3 separate regions of the Homo sapiens genome follow, and regions 2 and 3 are each linked to region 1. Evidence: chromatin contacts called from ENCODE Hi-C or POLR2A ChIA-PET data. All regions are on one chromosome and are shown on one strand. The core of a region is the stretch at or near the end of the contact, and the rest is flanking DNA. Distances in the headings are between cores, read along the strand shown.

Region 1 (3,068 bases), core at 144-2,643:
TAAAATAAATTAGCCAGGTGTGGCGGGCACCTGTAGTTCCAGCTACTTAGGAGGCTGAGGAAGGAGAATGGCGTGAACCCGGGAGGTGGAGATTGCAGTGAACCTAGATCGCGCCACTGCACTCCAGCCTGGGCGACAGAGCGAGGCTCCGTCTCAAAAAAAAGAAAATCACATGGGTGACATGAAAAGATACTCAACATCATTAGTCATCAAAGAAATGCAAATTAGGGCCGGGTGTGGTGGCTCACACCTGTAATCCCAGCACTTTGGGAGGCCAAGGCAGGCGGATCACCTGAGGTCAGGAGTTCGAGACCAGCCTGACCAACATGGTGAAACCCCGTCTCTACTAAAAATACAAAATTAGCTGGGCGTGGGGGCGCATGCCTGTAATCCAGCTACTTGGGAGGCTGAAGCAGGAGAATCACTTGAACTCAGGAGGCAGAGGTTGCTATGAGCCAAGACTGCGTCACTGCACTCCAGCCTGGGCAACAAGAATGAATGTCTGTCTCACAAAAAAAAAAAAAGAAAAGAAAAGAAAAGAAAATTAAACTCACTATGTGCTACTACTACATAGCAATTAAGATGGCTAAAATGGAAAAACGCAGGGCACAGTGGCTTATGCCTGAAATCCTAACACTTTGGGAGGTGGAAGCAGGAGGACTGCTTGAGCCCAGGAGTTCAAGACCAGCCTAGGCAACATGGGGAGACCCTGTCTCTACAAAAAATAAAAAAAATCGGTTGGGCGAGGTAGCTCACGCCTGTAATCCCAGCACTTTGTGAGGCTGAGGCAGGTGGATCACTTGAGGTCAGGAGTTCGAGACCAGCCTGGCTAACATGGTGAAACCCTGTCTCTACTAAAAAAATACACAATTAGCTGGGCGCGGTGGCATATGGTTATCCCAGCTTCTTGGGAGGCTGAGGCAGGGGAATTGCTTGAACCCGGGACATGGAGGTTGCAGTGAGCCGAGATCGTGCCATTGCACTCCAGCTGAGCAATAAGAGCAAAATTCTGTCTCAAAAAAAAAAAATTCTTTTTAAATTTAAAAAATTTAAATTAAAATAATTAGCCGGGCAGTCGAGGTATGGGCCTGTGGTCCCAGCTACTTGGGAGGCTGAAGTGGGAGGAATGCTTGAGCCAGGGAGGTTGGGCCTGCAGTGAGCCATGATCAGGCCACTGTACTCCAGCCTGGGTGACAGAGCAAGACCCTGTCTCAAAAAAAACAAAAGAAAACAAAAAAAAGGGTTAAAAAAGAACAGACACTTCATAAAAGATCTACGAATGGCCATTAAGTACATGAAACTCACAGTCATTAGTCATCAAATAAATGCAAAGTAATACCACCATGAGACACCATTTCCTACCTATCAGCACCATCTCAAATGAAGTGTGGCATCAAATGCTGCCAAGGTTGTGGAACAACTGGAACTCCCATACACGGCAGGCGTGAGTTTGATCTCAAGTGAGTCCTGACCTCAAGTGATCCTCCCACCTCGGCTTCCCAAAGTGCTGGGATTACAGGCGTGAGCCACTGAGCCCAGCCCGCAGGCGTGAGTTTGAAACTGTACAACTGCTTTGGAGATTGGTTGGGCAGTTTCTTATAAAGTTAAACAAATTCTATGACTTAAGCAACTCTAGCTACTCACCCACGTAAAATGATACGTTACCAAAAAATACTGAGCACAAATAAATATTCACTGTAAGGCAGGAGGCAGCCGGGACCAGACTCCAGATCAGATCGAAGACTGGCGGAAACTGAGGAGAGGCGCTTAAAGCCCCTCTCCATAAGACACGCCCACCACCTCCATGACAGTTTACCATTGCCGTGGCAACACCCGGAAGTTACTGCCCCTTGCCGCGGCAACACCGGAAGTTCCCGCCCACTTTCTAGCTAATTCTGAATGACCCGCCTCTTAATTAGCATGTCTTTTAAAGTGGACCTAAATACGCCTACGAAACTGCCCCTACGCTGCTACCCTCTGCACAGTTCCTGTGGGGGTAGTCTTGCCGTGCCAGAGCAGTCGTCATTGGAGCTGTAATAGTGCCGCGCCGCCTCAGCAAAGCTGTTTTCTTCTACCTCCGGCTGGCTCTTCAGGTCTTCCTGGGGAAGCCAAGAACCTGCCCTGCATCAGTAGGGCAGGTTCACAATAGCCTAACTGGAAGTACCCAAATCTCCGTCAACAGGAGAATGCGGCCGGGCGCCGTGGCTCACGCCTGTAATCCCAGCACTTTGGGAGCCCGAGGCGGGCGGATCACTAGGTCAGGAGTTCAAGACCAGAGTGGCCAACATGTTGAAACCCCGTCTCTGCTAAAGATACAAAAATTAGTCGGGCGTGGTGGCATACGCCTGTAGTCCCAGCTACTTGGGAGGCTGAGGCAGGAGAATTGCTTGAACCCGGCTGGCGGAGGTTGCAGTGAACCGAGATTGCACCACTGCACTCCAGCCTGGGCAACAGAGCAAGATGCTGTCTCAAACAACAACAACAACAACAAAAAAACAAAAACAGGAGAATGCATAAGTTGTGGTATATTCATAAAATGAATACTAGTTAGTCAGCAATAAGAAGGATTATGGAGTTTCAGTAGTTACTAATAAACTTGAAGGCATGAACAAATCCCATAGGCATAATAGCTGTTTTGTTTTTCAGAGGCGGTCTTGCTCTGTCGCCCAGGCTGGAGTATGCAGTGGTGAGATTATAGCTCACTGCAGCCTCAGACTTCTGGGCTCAAGCGATGGTCCCAGGAGCCTCGGCCTCCCAAAGCACTGGGATTACAGGTTCACACCACCATCGCCGGCCACTGTTGAAGGAAAAATGCCAGACGCAAAGAGAATGTGGACTCTAAGATTCCATTATTTTAAGTTCAGTAACAGGCGAAACTAGCCGATCACATTAGAAATAAGAGCAGTGGTGGCCTCTAGTGGGGAGGGAAATTCATTAAAAAGAGACAATTTCTGCAGCGAAGGAAAGGTTCTATATCTTGATTTGGAGATTGAGCCCATACATACATACTTAAGACCAGCGTATTTTACCTTCACTAAAATATAATTCTTTTGGATTTGAAAATTTAA
Region 2 (3,068 bases), core at 165-2,664, 490 kb before region 1:
GGTCACCAGGCAAAGCTGCACATCCCCCACCCCCTCCCCAGGGGTTTCTTTTGGCTCCATTTCATGGATGAGAAAATCAAGACTCAGAGATGGAAGGCAACATATCTGAGGCCACACAGCCAGGAAGAGGTGGAGTCAGGGTTTTGTGTGATCCCCAAGTCCTGTGCTCTGTGATGTACCATTTCACACTACTAACCTCAGTGCTTCTACATCTAGCCCAGGGCCTGGTACAAAGTTGGTGCTCAGTAAATGTTTGTTGTGTGCATAAAGGAACACAGGAAAGTGAAAAGCTGCGTGTCCCCTGGGTCATACACATCTCTCCAGAGAACAACGCACTCCTCCAAGCCCAAGACAGCATGTGTGCACTTGTTAACACCTGCATTTATGGATGCTTTCATTCACTGACAACTGGCTATGTCCGCCATGAGGCCAGGCGCTATGCTAGGCAGGCATCGGGGTACTAGCCACAGGGCCAGGACTTGGAGGGACACTTGCCCAATTCAGGGTACAGCCATGGCAGCCAGGATAGTGGCAGGTCCAGGTGGCATCATGCCATACTTCAACCATAAATGCCATCAATTTCCTCTCTGCAGCAGCTCATGCAGTGGGAGCAGCCAGATTCTCTAAGGCCATGCCAATTAATTCTTCAAGAGCCTTAATGGCCTCTAAACTCATTACAATTTGCTTTTGAGGACAAACAATAAATCACATTCAACAGCATTTGAGCATACTCCCCCTACACACACACACACACACACACACACATGCTTCCATGGGAGATCTCTCCCAAGGCCTCCGGTGGTGTTTGAGCCCATCTGGGCTGTGCATCATCTTGCCCCTGTGCTTACTGGGCGGATATTCCACATGTCATCATAATTCAAAGGAAATTTACAAAACAGGAAGCAAGAAAATCCAGCGGGTCATTGGTGCCTGGGAAGAGCAGAGTGCTGACCTGGACAAACATGGCATTTGACTGGAGTCCCGAGGATGGCCAGCTGTGCAGTGGCCTTCAGACATCCACATTCTCAGAGCACTCCATGAAGCAGTGTTATCATTCCCTTTCACAGAAGGGGAAACAGGCTTGGAGGGGTGTGGTAACTTGCATACACTCACGAAACTGAGCTGGGACTTGAAACAAAATCTGTTTGCCTCCCCAGGCCCTTCTTTCCTTAAGTCTCAAGCTGCCCTGGATTCCAGATTATCCTGGTAAACCAAGATTCCACAGTATGCAGAGTCCAGACAGATAAAACCGTATGCACACACAGATGCACACACATGCACACACACATATACTGAGCTCCTGCAGCCCTGGGTACCCTGTCCAATACTGTCCAGAAACATCTATTTGCCCAGTTGTCACACTGTTTGACTATGCAGCTGTCAGTCCTGTCCATGTTTTTGAACTGAAGCTGTGTAAATATTAGCGCAACCAGTTCATAGTCCGACTTCCTTGAGTGAAAGCCTGAAAATCCTAGCAGGGCTAGCCAGGGCCTCCAGAGGCCTCCATCACAACATTGGGGTTCTCCTGTAGGCTCCCCATGTGATATTCTGGCCCAGTCTCTGGGTTCTCTTAGTGTGTGTACCCTTAAAAAAACGAGGATAAGAAGAGTCCTGTGTTTCACAAGGCTCAAACAGCAAAGTGCCACACACGCTCTTGGAAAGAAGCCTGTTATTTGTAGAGTGGTGCATGGTGGCATGGCTGGACTTGGGAGTGGTTATCTTGGGCCCGTTACAGACTAAGGGGGGTCCCCTGAGGTTTCTGGACCGTGCTGCATCCCATCCGGGTTTAGAGAGGGGGAGACGGCCAGCTTAAAGGGCTCTGGCCCCTGGGAGCCAGCCCAAGGAGCATCTAGCTCTGCCTCCACAGGCCAAGGACTGGGTTGATTTCCTCTACCCCTCCCCCAAGCTTCCCATGGAACCACATACCAGGTGCTCCAGAGCAAATGGGATCCACCTGCTCTGAGGCTGATGCGTGAACTATGGGCTACACCTGAGCGAGGCTTCTCAACCTCCAAGACCTCTGCCTCATGTTCTGAGACTGGGGGAGCAGCTGTTCATCACCAACCCAGACCACAGAAGGATCCAAGCAGGCTTCCCTGAAGCTGGAAGATTGAGATGAGATGCCCGGAGGGACTTCTAATGAGAAGGGATGTGGGACTGAGAAGTATGCAAGAGAGGTGGCCTGGACATGTCAACTGGAATGGTCCTAATGGAGGGGCAGAAACCCCTCCCCAGTTACTTTCAGCTCAGAGGGAGGCGGGAGGTGCAGCCAGGAGAGCACGCTAATGGTTTCTTGTTCCCCACTAGACTGCTGGTTCCATGAGGACAAAGACTCCATGTTTTGTTCACTGCTGTGTCTCTGGTGCCTAGAGCAGGGACTGGTACATAGCAGGCACTCAATAAACCACAGAGCTTTAGTACTGACAAGACTGAATGCTCAGCCTCGATTTGCTCTCCTGCAATATGAGGATGCTGGTACCACAAGGGTAAGAAGCAATTGTAATACCAGGTGGGACAGCTGATGGACTATGAGGGCCGCGGGTGTGTGTGGGATATGAATAACATGACCCCCATGTCCAGACTGCTGCCACTGATTCCAGACAGATGGTCTTGCAGCTGCAGCATGCCTGGCCTCCACCCCAGATGCAAGGAGCAATGGGGTCCTTGAGAAGCCCCCCAACCCCACTTGGAGGCTCAGGCTCAGCGCTCCAGGCCTCTGGGGTGAGGAAGGGGCAGAGGGAGACATATGCATGTTCTCAGTGCAACTGCTGGACATGCGCTGCACAATTTTTGAACTGAAAGATCAAACAGCTCCAGGTGGGCTTCCTCCAGAGGGGGCCTGACATAAGCCAAGTCAGCTTGTCAACAAATCCCCTTAGCCCCACCCCCCTGCTCCTCAGAAGGGCCTGCAGATAGCTCAGGGGGCAGCTGTGCTGGCCATCGCAGAGAGGAAATCAATATTCCCAGCACATACACACACACTCCCTTTCTCCCTTTCTCTCCATAAACACGGGCCCTTGGAAGCTCAGACAGCCGCCCACAGGCCCCTAAGTAGAAAAGGGTTGGCC
Region 3 (3,068 bases), core at 409-2,908, 410 kb before region 1:
GCAGCCCTGAAGTGCTGCCCACTCCTCCCCCGCCCCCCCACACTCCTGGAGAAGGACATTAGCTTCCCTCTCACGCCTGTGGCAGAGGAAGCCGGCTGTGCCTTTGAAAGGCAGCAATTACTGGCTGGGACCTTTGTTTCTGAATTCCTAGGCTGTGCACAGGCCTCCAGAACCTCCGAAGGCTGGGATTCTCAGAAGCTTGCCCCCAGCAGCAGAGCTGGTGCCTCCACTGCACAAAAAGGGCACAGAGTTCTGGTAGCAGCGGGGGCCCTGGGCCCTAGTCCTGGACCTGGCACCAATGCTCTTCTGGTCTCAGGTACCCTCATCTGTGAAAGGGGAACATTGATCCTGGCCCTGTCTGTGTCTGAGGCTGCTGTGAGGGTTGGGAGTCAGGACGCATGCCAAGGCAAGATGGCAGGATGGGGCAGGCCCCACTTAGCATCTGCCTCCTGGCCACTCCTCCAGGCATGCTCCACCCCAGGGCCTCTGCACCGCTGTTCCCACCAGACTGTTGGGATGCTCCTCACCCCTCCTGTGCTTCCAGGCCCAGAGGCCTTCCCTGGCCACCCTCCCATCTCTGTCTATTCCCTTCACCTGGATTTATTTTCTCCATAGCTCTTGTCACCACTTGACACGTTATGTTAAAAACCAGTTTCTTTTTCTGCTTGCTGCCTGTGCTCCTGCCTGCCACAGATGCTCTGTGAAGGCAGCAGGACTGCTCAACGAGGGATCCTGAGTGCCCGACACCCGCAGGTGCTCAGGAAATGTGGCTGAATGCAGGCGGGGAAACAGCAGAGCTGAGGGGCTCCTACGGCCTCCGCTCTGATCCCTGCTCTGTCCTCCAGGGAGTGAGGCACTGGGGCATTGGCTCTGAGGTCAAGTGTGGCTCCATCCGATGGAGGGCTGTGCAGTGAGACCCAAGTGGGCAGGAGCACGGAACCTGCTAGGCCCCCACACATCCTAGAACAAAGAGCCCCATCCACACTCCCTGCATACCAGAACTTTCCTGGGCTGGCCTCGAGCAGGGCACCTGACTGACTGGCCGGCGGAGTGGACAATTCAGATGGAGCTGCAGTGGCGCCCGTGGCATGGGTGGGTGGTGCAGAGGCCAGGCTCAGCCCCTACAGGAGCCTCCTCAGCCTCCTTCCCTGGGGCCACCCTGACACAGGAACCCACACGCCTGCTGGCACCCTGAGCCATCCCATCAGGGGTGAGAGTGTGTGTACCAGTGTGAGCCCGCAAGCACATATGTGTCAAAATGGGGGCTGTGTGTTCACCCATGTGCAAAAGTGACAATGCTAGCATTTGACTACAGGAAGAACTGGGTGTGGGAATGTTCTGGAGTCTGTGTGTATACGTGTGTGCGTGTGAGATTATGCAATGGGCATATGAGGAACTACTAGTATGAGGGCAGGGAGTGTGCTACGGTGTTGGGCAGTATTCACACCAGGATACCCAAATGTTCAAATCCCGGCTCTGCCCCCGCAGTCTCGAATCCTGAGCAGGTGACGTCTGTGGAGTGGGCTAACAATAGCCCTGACTCGCTGGGCCATAAGGGCTGTCAGCTTTCACAAAGCAAAGGAAGTACTGTTATGATGATATGTGGGTGTGACTGTGGAGTGTCCGTGCAGAGGATCAGGTGACTGCGTGAGCGTGTCGCTCATGTGTGTACACGTGTGTACCACTTGGCTGTGTCCTCCAGGAGCGCACGCGGCGGGGCTGCCAGTCCCTAGCTGGCTCAGGGAAGCAGGGCCCAGATGGCCACCCCCTCGCTCCCTGCAGCCCAGAGTTTCAGAGTCGGTCGCTCTGACATCTCCTTCCTGTATAGCATCTGCTGCAACCCTGACACGTGGGGCCCAGCCCTTGGTTGCTGTCTCCAGGGACAGGGCCTACGACCTTGTGAGTCTCTTTTTGGGCTTGTTCAAAAACCCCCTCTCCCAGAAGCCAAGCTCTTTAGCAGGACGAAGCTCCCTCCCAAACCTCCCCCAACTCCCCTCCTCCCTCTCCATGGCCCGGCCACATCCACCCTCCACAGGTCCTTACACAGGGTGCTCCCTTCCGGGACCACTTGTCTCCCACCCTCCAAACAGGGAACCAGTCAACCTCTAGTCACCTCTACAACGCAGCACAGATGTCCCCTCCTCCCCAATTCACATCGATGCACCGAACACAGCCCTCTAAGCCACCTCCACTGCCAGGACAGTCTGCCTGTCACTTGTCTTTCTTGCCCACGAGACTGGAACAAGGATCTGCTGGCTTCCAATCAAGGGAGCTTTCCTCTAAGCGCAGTCTCCAGTATTTTTTTGTGTGTGTGAAAACAGAAAATGCTCTTTTTGGAAGACATCAAGATACAAAGCACACGGAAGCAGAGACCCTCAGACACCCCAGCTCCCACCAAGCGCAGCTGCACACCAATAGAAACCAACAGGCTTCTCCCCTGGGCTGCAGCCTTGGTCGTCATGGGAACTGCCGGCTGCAGGCTGGTCCTTGGGAGACCCACCAGCCTTGGATCTCGGAAGAACTATCAGCTGCAGCCTGATCCTCCGAGGGGCCTTCAGCTGAGCTCTGGTCTTTGGGGGCAGAACTTCGACTGCAGTCCTGGTCTTTGGGGGGACCTTGATTTGAGGGGAAACCACTCCAAGCTGTAGAAGCTCTCAGGGGACATATCAGTAGTACCTCTGGCCCTTGGGGGAATTTCAGGGCCAAATGGTGGAGCTAATTTCCCCCAAAGGGCTCTTGGAGGCCTGCCTCTGGGTGCAGATGGGCAGTGAGGACCTAAGGAGATCCTGGGGCAGGCTGGGGTGGACGGCAAGACAGTACCTGTAGCGGTCAGTGGAGAGGCTGCTTCCGGTGTCCAGGGAGCTCCTGAGGTGGCAAAAGCGAGACAGGGTTACTTATGGTCCCACACACACAGCAAACCCCTTGGGGGCCATGTCCACTCAGGCCCCAGCAGGTGGTCCCAGGACAGGTCCTGGGGCAACTGAGCAGCCCTGGGAAGAGCGTCTGCCCCACATGCAAGAAACCATGTGCTTTCTTTCCCCCTGCTGGCTCAACTGAGAAGCTGCCTT

What was found. A loop is a pair of places that touch in the nucleus more often than their neighbours do. ChIA-PET counts read pairs that join two places held with the same protein, here RNA polymerase II (POLR2A). Pooled maps may share reads with other maps.
Region 2: a map of naive thymus-derived CD4-positive, alpha-beta T cell shows a loop between it and region 1 (9-fold over the local background). The contact joins two enhancer-like sites. A Hi-C loop is called at or near these places in 3 of 168 maps with a recorded cell type or tissue (CD4-positive, alpha-beta T cell, HL-60/S4 and naive thymus-derived CD4-positive, alpha-beta T cell), 2 of 37 single-sample maps with no recorded cell type and 10 of 50 pooled maps. POLR2A ChIA-PET finds 5 or more read pairs at or near these places in 1 of 52 experiments (OCI-LY7).
Region 3: a loop to region 1 is called in a map of B cell, with 20 times the contacts of the local background. The contact joins two enhancer-like sites. A Hi-C loop is called at or near these places in 1 of 168 maps with a recorded cell type or tissue (B cell), 2 of 37 single-sample maps with no recorded cell type and 5 of 50 pooled maps. POLR2A ChIA-PET finds 5 or more read pairs at or near these places in 2 of 52 experiments (CD8-positive, alpha-beta T cell and activated T-cell).

What each region holds. Positions count from the first base shown.
Region 1 is chr3:13,450,043-13,453,110 of GRCh38, forward strand. No RefSeq gene overlaps it. Among named protein-coding and RNA genes, the nearest start is that of HDAC11-AS1, 28 kb to the right of the region's middle. RefSeq lists an enhancer at 1,569-2,150. Within about 2 kb of position 1,394, at least 33 of the 41 ENCODE cell types and tissues checked have a DNase peak (open chromatin) inside an H3K27ac peak, as active enhancers do.
Region 2 is chr3:12,963,562-12,966,629 of GRCh38, forward strand. All of the region lies in intron 1 of IQSEC1 (IQ motif and Sec7 domain ArfGEF 1), which reads right to left. Among named protein-coding and RNA genes, the nearest start is that of LINC02022, 80 kb to the left of the region's middle. Within about 2 kb of position 1,415, at least 11 of the 41 ENCODE cell types and tissues checked have a DNase peak (open chromatin) inside an H3K27ac peak, as active enhancers do.
Region 3 is chr3:13,044,658-13,047,725 of GRCh38, forward strand. All of the region lies in intron 1 of IQSEC1 (IQ motif and Sec7 domain ArfGEF 1), which reads right to left. Among named protein-coding and RNA genes, the nearest start is that of IQSEC1, 27 kb to the right of the region's middle. RefSeq lists enhancers at 1,026-1,105, 1,546-1,965, 2,321-2,839. Within about 2 kb of position 1,659, at least 7 of the 41 ENCODE cell types and tissues checked have a DNase peak (open chromatin) inside an H3K27ac peak, as active enhancers do.